Linked DNA regions of Homo sapiens: region 2 is linked to region 1. Evidence: chromatin contacts called from ENCODE Hi-C or POLR2A ChIA-PET data. All regions are on one chromosome and are shown on one strand. The core of a region is the stretch at or near the end of the contact, and the rest is flanking DNA. Distances in the headings are between cores, read along the strand shown. Region 1 overlaps LOC105377527 (a long non-coding RNA gene). Region 2 overlaps SH3RF1 (SH3 domain containing ring finger 1).

Region 1 (3,207 bases), core at 313-2,812:
CCCACCACAGAGGCAGCCTTGTACACTGACAATTTGCCTACATTTGGTGGGGTGTGATTGCAAGACCAGGACCAGACAGCAATCAGCACTACTTTGAGCTTCCAGAAATCTAATCTGGGGAAGTATTCAGGCAAGAGATACATTGATCTCTTATAGAGGACACAAAGACATGAACATTGATAGCCCTGTTGTCATCTTAAAAATCATAATTAGGCCAGGTGTGGTGGCTCACACCTTTAATCCCAACACTTTGGGAGGCTGAGGTGGGTGGATCACCTGAGGTCAGGAGTTTGAGACTAGCCTGGCCAACGTGATGAAACCCCTTCTCTACTAAAAATACAAAAATTAGGCAAGCGTGGTGGCGGGTGCCTGTAGTCCCAGCTACTCAGGAGGCTGAGGCAGGAGAATCACTTGAACCTGGGAGATGGAGGTTGCAGTGAGCTGAGATCATGCCATTGCACTCCAGCCTGGGAGACAGAGCAAGACTCCATCTCAAAAAGAAAATCATAATTACTTTCATGATGTGTACTCTAAGGCAATCTGATAAGTAGTAGGGTATCTGTTCTTTCCCTCATTTCTCTCCCACCCTTACTCTGACTGGTATCTTGGAAGCAGAAAATTCTAATGCAATATTTGCTATGAGTGTTGTCTTTAAATGTCATCCACAATGATTAGGAAGCCCTCACAGACACCAGCCCTGTTTAGCTGGGTGCAGCCGACCAGGTGTTCAACCAGTTTGACTACTCCGCCTCCCTTTGTTAGGCCTCTGAATTATTTATCTCCTGGTATGCGAGTGAGAGACTCAGACTGTGGCTCTCCACATGCCCTGGAGCTAAACGTCCTTGTTTGTTTTCTCCGGAGTAATTTCACTTATTCCCCTCTCCCCTCTCTACAAGGAAGCTGTGGTTCACAGGTATCCATGACTATAATGATTCATGAGGAATCGAAATAAAGGCATTACAAACCCTCTAGATAAAATGAGGACATTCTTTAAGTTCTATTATAAATTGAGTGTAGCCCAAGAATTCAACGGAGAATGAATAAGAGATTACCGGTTGTCTGGTTAGAGATTAGTGGTTGCCCCCAGGGAATAGCTTGTTGGCTTGTGTGGGCGGCCAGAAAACACGGCAGCCTCAGCTCTCTTTGGAGTCCTTCCTTCAGAGAGGAATTGACTTCCTAGCAATTCATTTCCCCGTGATTGTGGCCCATGCTCACAGAGGCCAAAACAAACAGGCCCAGGAAGATTCTTACCGTGGCCAGTGGAGAGCCCGGCCTGGCAGCACCCCTCAGGCTTCGCCGCTGCCTTGTGTGCATCCCAAGCAATCTTTGTCAGCATCCCCATGGCCACAAAACTTCCTTTTTAAAAAAAAAACGAAAAATGTAGTTTAAATGTTCACATGCACATCACAGCTAACTTCTATTACCTTTAAAAATGCTTTTAAATTTTTTAGACTTTATTTAGTGTAAAATTAAGTTTAGCCCAATGCTGCCTCCTTATAGTTTACATTCTGCCTAAAGCTGTGCTCATGCATAGTGCACTGTCACCTGACAGGGTGTGTAAACACACGGCTGCCTACTCTTGTGTCAATCACCCAGTTCCGGCCAAAGGCGGGCAGTTCTTCAAACCATGAACAAACAAGGCAATCATCCAGCAGTAACCAGCCTGGCTCTTTCTGTGCCTCGCTTCTGTTTCCTGTACATCCCTTTCCTTTTTCTGTCCGTAAATCTTCCTCCACCATGTGCCTAAGCTGGAGCTTCTCTGAACCCATTCTGGTCCAGGGGCTGCCCTATTCACAAATAATTTTTTGCTCAATTAAACTCTGTTAAGTTAAACGTCTCTGTGGTTTTTCTTTTAACATTAGAGACAGGGTCTCACTCTGTCACCCAGGCAGTGGTGCAATCATGGCTCACTGCAACCTCTATCTTCTAGGCTCAAAAGATCCTCCCACCTCACCTCCCGAGTAGCTGAGACCATAGGCATATGCCACCACACCTGGCTCATCTCTCCTTTGTAATGCCTTATGTTTTCATTAAAAAAAATATACTCTTAAGGCTGAAAGTTCGTTTAGACTAAACATAGCTTGAGGCCCCTTGACAGCACCCCTGGATGCTGGCCATCCAGTCTCGAATCTGAACGTCTTCAGTGACAGGGAGGTAACTTGCTCCCTCCCAACATAGACTCATCCACTTTTGGGTTGCTCCAGTGGAAACCCTTTCTTAGACTGAAGATTCCCTATAATTTACATCAATTGTACCTAATTTCATGCCTTGACACCCCGTGGGATAAATCGTACCCATCTTCCATGTGAAAGCTCTGTAGAAAATTGGTGACCACTATGTCATCACTCCCCCCATGGCCCTTCTTCATGGCCGAGCTCCTGCGGTGGTATCATTCTTCCTCTACGAAGGGGCTGAGAGTGTCTACCACCCCGCTGCTCCCCTCTGAACAGCCTCCAACTCGTCGAGCCCTTTGAAAACTGTGGTGCACATAGCTTGGCACAGGGCTCAGCTGTGGTCTCTCCAGTGCAGAATGAGGCAGAAGGCTTTGTTGGAAATACCATACATCTATTAATGCAGCCAAGGATTTAATGAGCTTTCTTGGCAACCACATGAAATTATGGCTTTTTTTCTTACCAGCAACTACATATTTGAGTGGTTGGATTTTGTAAACCAAGACCAGAGCCTTCCGTTTACCATTATGGACTTTATCTTGTAATATGGGCTGATTCATTCAGACTTTTAGAGATCTTCTGGGGTTTTGATTTTGCCCTTCAATGTATTAGTATTCCACTCATTCTCTGTGTCACCTGCAAATACAACAAGTTTATTTTTGGTCTTTGGCCAAGCCACTGATAAAACAAAAACAAAAACAAAAAAACACAACAACAACAAAAAACCCTCATGTGGCACGATAATGCAGAGTTCTGTGGTATTCCAATAAAACCAGTCCTCTGGATTAAAAAGAATCAATTAATTAGCAAGCTTTGGCTATGATCCTTCAACCCGTTAAAAACCAGCACAATTACCCTATCCCTCAACCCCTGTGAGGACAACATTAGCCATTCTTTACGGCAGCTCATCATCTGACCCCACTTTCTGCGTGGGAGAATTCCCTACTTTGCGAGTCTGTCAGAAGGCAGAGACCACCTCCTCCCATGAGAAGTGAAACAGGTCAGCATCTGGCTTTCCCAGCTCCCTCCATAGCTA
Region 2 (3,397 bases), core at 358-2,857, 33 kb after region 1:
GATATAGCACTATTTCTTGCTTGTTTTCTTCAGTCTCTCTAACAAACACAGAAGAATCCTTTTGTTCCTAAGAGAATTCTCTCTGCTGACACCAAGACCTGTCAACACACTTCAAGGTTCATCCTTTCTTACTATGAGATTGCTTAAGTCTTTATACCACGTGGTTGCTTCTTTCCATTGACAGCACCGGCTGCCCCAGTCACATTCTTTTTTTTTTTTTTTTTTTTTTTTGAGATGGAGTCTCGCTCTGTCAGGCTGGATGGAGTGCAGTGATGCGACTGTGGCTCACTGCAACCTCCACCTCCCGGGTTCAAGCATTTCTCTGCCTCAGCCTCCCGAGTAGCTGGGATTACAGGTGCCCGCCACCGCGCCTGGCTATTTTTTTTTTTTTTTTTTTTTTTGTATTTTTAGTAGAGATGGGGTTTCACCATCTTGGTCAGGCTGGTCTTGAACTCCTGACCTCGTGATCCACCCACCTTGGCCTCCCAAAGTGCTGGGATTACAGGCATGAGCCACCATGCCTGGCACATTCTTTTACTTTAGATGTATGAGATAGGGTCATGGTTTGAGAGGAAATTTTATGCTTGTTCTCATTATAATCTGTAGATGAATCCTACCTCATAGTGTCCCAATAATATAAATTGAAAAATACTTCTGTGAAATTCTACCAGTCAGTAGAATTTTTACCAAAGGAACCCTGGGCTCCTTCTGCATTTTGCCAGGGCAAGAGTTGTTGATGCTTGTATTGTAAATCAAGGATTATTCTTAGATTCTGAAATGTTTTCTCAATCATACTGATATAAAAGTTAATCTTTCCTTCATTTTCAGCATTGAGCACTTTTTATTGTGTTGAAATGTTTAAAATATGAACACAAGTAATCCCTAAATTCTATACTTGGTGGCTTTTAATTAATCAAAAACTTTCATTCCCAGTGAATAATATAACATTTTCCTATATGTTACCGCACATTTTTCCTGTTATTTTTACTGTGAGACAGATCTAAGAATCCAAGGTAAATAAATACTATCACCATCACTGTATGAAAGCAAAGGCTGTGGAAAGTTGGTCAGATTGGCTATTATATTTAATATTCCATTGAACATATGGATTATAAAAATATAAACTTGGGTAGAAATCTTCTCCAAAGACCCCTTTCCCACTTGTAAAAATTTAAATGGTTATACAAAAAAACCTATCAAAGAATTCCAGCATGCCCAGGCCCATCTGTCCTGTCATTACATTCTCCATGTTCCCTATCTGATGTGCATCCCCCGCTCCCTGAAATGCCATCACCTGTCTGAGCTAGCAATTCCTTCTTTTCAGATGAACTGAACAGCAGGAGCCTGCTGTTAGAAAGGAGCCCCTCTAAGAGGAAGGGACCGGAATGCAGAAGCCGTAGAGACTGAGGACATCTGGCAACTGAAAAGGAATGCACTGGGGGAGGGAGGCTGCAGTGCCCATGCCAGTGCCTAGGGAGAGTCTGGGCAAAGTGAACCATCACTCAAAAGAGTCACACAAATACCACAAATGAGAGGGAACACAGGAGAGATGCCCTCAGGGCTTGAAGGAAAACTGCAGATCAATGCCTGGAGGGAGGGAGGGAGGCTTTGTGACCAAGAGAAAGCAAACAAGTAACTGGACCAACTCCAGGGACAGAAGGTGCTATCCCTGGAAAGCAGACCAATACAGCAGGAAAAAGGTTGACTCTTAGAGTAAGAGATTCAGTGAATTCTGGACAAAATTTCAAAGCTTTACTAAGAGCACAACAGATGAGAGGAAAGATAAAATGATTTCATTTGTAGGGAGAGAACACTTTTTTAGGGTAATGGCTCATTTTAAAACTGGTTTTAGGGGGTTAGAACTATAGAAAATTATTGTACAGCACTATAAAAATAAATATCATAAATTGTGGCTGGGCTCCATGGCTCATGCCTGTAATCCCAGCACTTTGAGAGGCCGAGGCAGGTGAATTGCCTGAGCTCAGGAGTTCGAGACCACCCTGGCCAAGATGGCAAAACCCCATCTCTACTGAAAATACAAAAAAATTAGCCGGGCGTGGTGTGTGCCTGCAATCCCAGCTACTCAGAAAGCAGAGGCAGGAGAATCACTTGAACCCGGGAAATGGAGGTTGCAGTGAGCCAAGATTGCACCACTGCACTCCAGCCTGGGCAACAGAGTGAGACTCCCATCTCAAAAAAAAAAAAAAAAAATCATAAATTGTGAGCTTTGCACTTAATGTAAGTAGGTTTGAAATTTATTCTTTTCCATTTTTCCCAGTTTATTTTTAAGTTAAAAAGTGTGCCAAAAATATGAATGCAGGCCTCAGGTTTTGGTGGATACAAATATACATATGGCTTCATCTGAAATACAGAGGTAAGGTGAATTTAAGGCATTTAAAAACATAACACTTTATAGTAAGATTTCAAGTCGGCAACATAGAAAATGCTACCAAAAAAGCAATACCTCCACAAAGCAGAAATTTGCTTTATTTATGAAATGCAGGCACAGAGGAAATGAAGCTTACAGAAACAATAAAACAGATGACACTTAAGACAAATACTATATATTTATATAAGATATAAAAAGAGTCCACTATTTTGAGTATACTTCATGATGCTTTCCTATGTAATGAATAGTGCCTCATTGTTGAGTTTAAATAATCCTGGTAGCTATTTGTCTCATTAAATAATATATTTTCTTTCCTAACACATTCCTAGAACCCCAGTGGGGTATCAAACAGAACTGCTCCCTTTTGTAATAATTATTCAAGGCTGGAATCACTAAAACAGGGCTTATTACTCTGAGTGTAACTGAATCAAGTCACTTGGTCAGGAGGAGAGTCAGAACTGAGACTGAGAACTTAGCCATACCCTTCTGGCTCAGGAAGAAGAAGAGAGTTCTTCGCTAGACATCGTGGCTCACGCCTGTAATCGCAGCATTTTGGGAGGCTGGGGCAGGAGAATGGCTTGAGTTCAGGAGTTCAAGACTAGCCTGGGCAACATGGGAGACCCCGTCTTTACAAAAAAATTAGCTGGGAATGGTGGCACATGCTTGTGGTCCCAGCCACTCAGGAAGCTGAGGTGGGAGGATCACTTGAGCCCAGGATGTTGAGGCTTCAGTGAGCTGTGATTGCACCACTGCACTGAAGCCTGCGCAACAGAGCAAGACCCTGTCTCAAAAAAAGAAGAGAGTTCTCTTAGCTGACAGAATTCTCTAATTCAAGCTTGTCCAACCCGTGGGCATGCAGTGCAACACAAAATTCATAAACTTTCTTAAAATATTGTGAATTTTTTTTGCAATTTTTTTTTAGCTCATCAGCTATAATTAATGTTAGTGTGTATATATATGTAATGTAAAATATTTTTTAACAGTATATATGTGTGTGTGTATATATAT

The links. Hi-C counts contacts between places; a loop is a spot of excess contacts on that map. ChIA-PET counts read pairs that join two places held with the same protein, here RNA polymerase II (POLR2A). Pooled maps may share reads with other maps.
Region 2: a map of PC-9 shows a loop between it and region 1 (7-fold over the local background). The contact joins two enhancer-like sites. A Hi-C loop is called at or near these places in 8 of 168 maps with a recorded cell type or tissue (Calu3, PC-3, PC-9 and 5 more), 4 of 37 single-sample maps with no recorded cell type and 6 of 50 pooled maps. POLR2A ChIA-PET finds 5 or more read pairs at or near these places in 12 of 52 experiments (AG04449, B cell, BJ and 9 more).

Annotation. Positions count from the first base shown.
Region 1 is chr4:169,069,394-169,072,600 of GRCh38, forward strand. It overlaps LOC105377527 (a long non-coding RNA gene), which reads right to left. Exons shown (of 5, transcript XR_939429.3): 2 at 2,635-2,807; 3 at 1,252-1,356. Among named protein-coding and RNA genes, the nearest start is that of CBR4-DT, 61 kb to the left of the region's middle. RefSeq lists an enhancer at 457-1,411. Within about 2 kb of position 1,563, at least 19 of the 41 ENCODE cell types and tissues checked have a DNase peak (open chromatin) inside an H3K27ac peak, as active enhancers do.
Region 2 is chr4:169,102,709-169,106,105 of GRCh38, forward strand. All of the region lies in intron 11 of SH3RF1 (SH3 domain containing ring finger 1), which reads right to left. Among named protein-coding and RNA genes, the nearest start is that of CBR4-DT, 94 kb to the left of the region's middle. Within about 2 kb of position 1,608, at least 3 of the 41 ENCODE cell types and tissues checked have a DNase peak (open chromatin) inside an H3K27ac peak, as active enhancers do.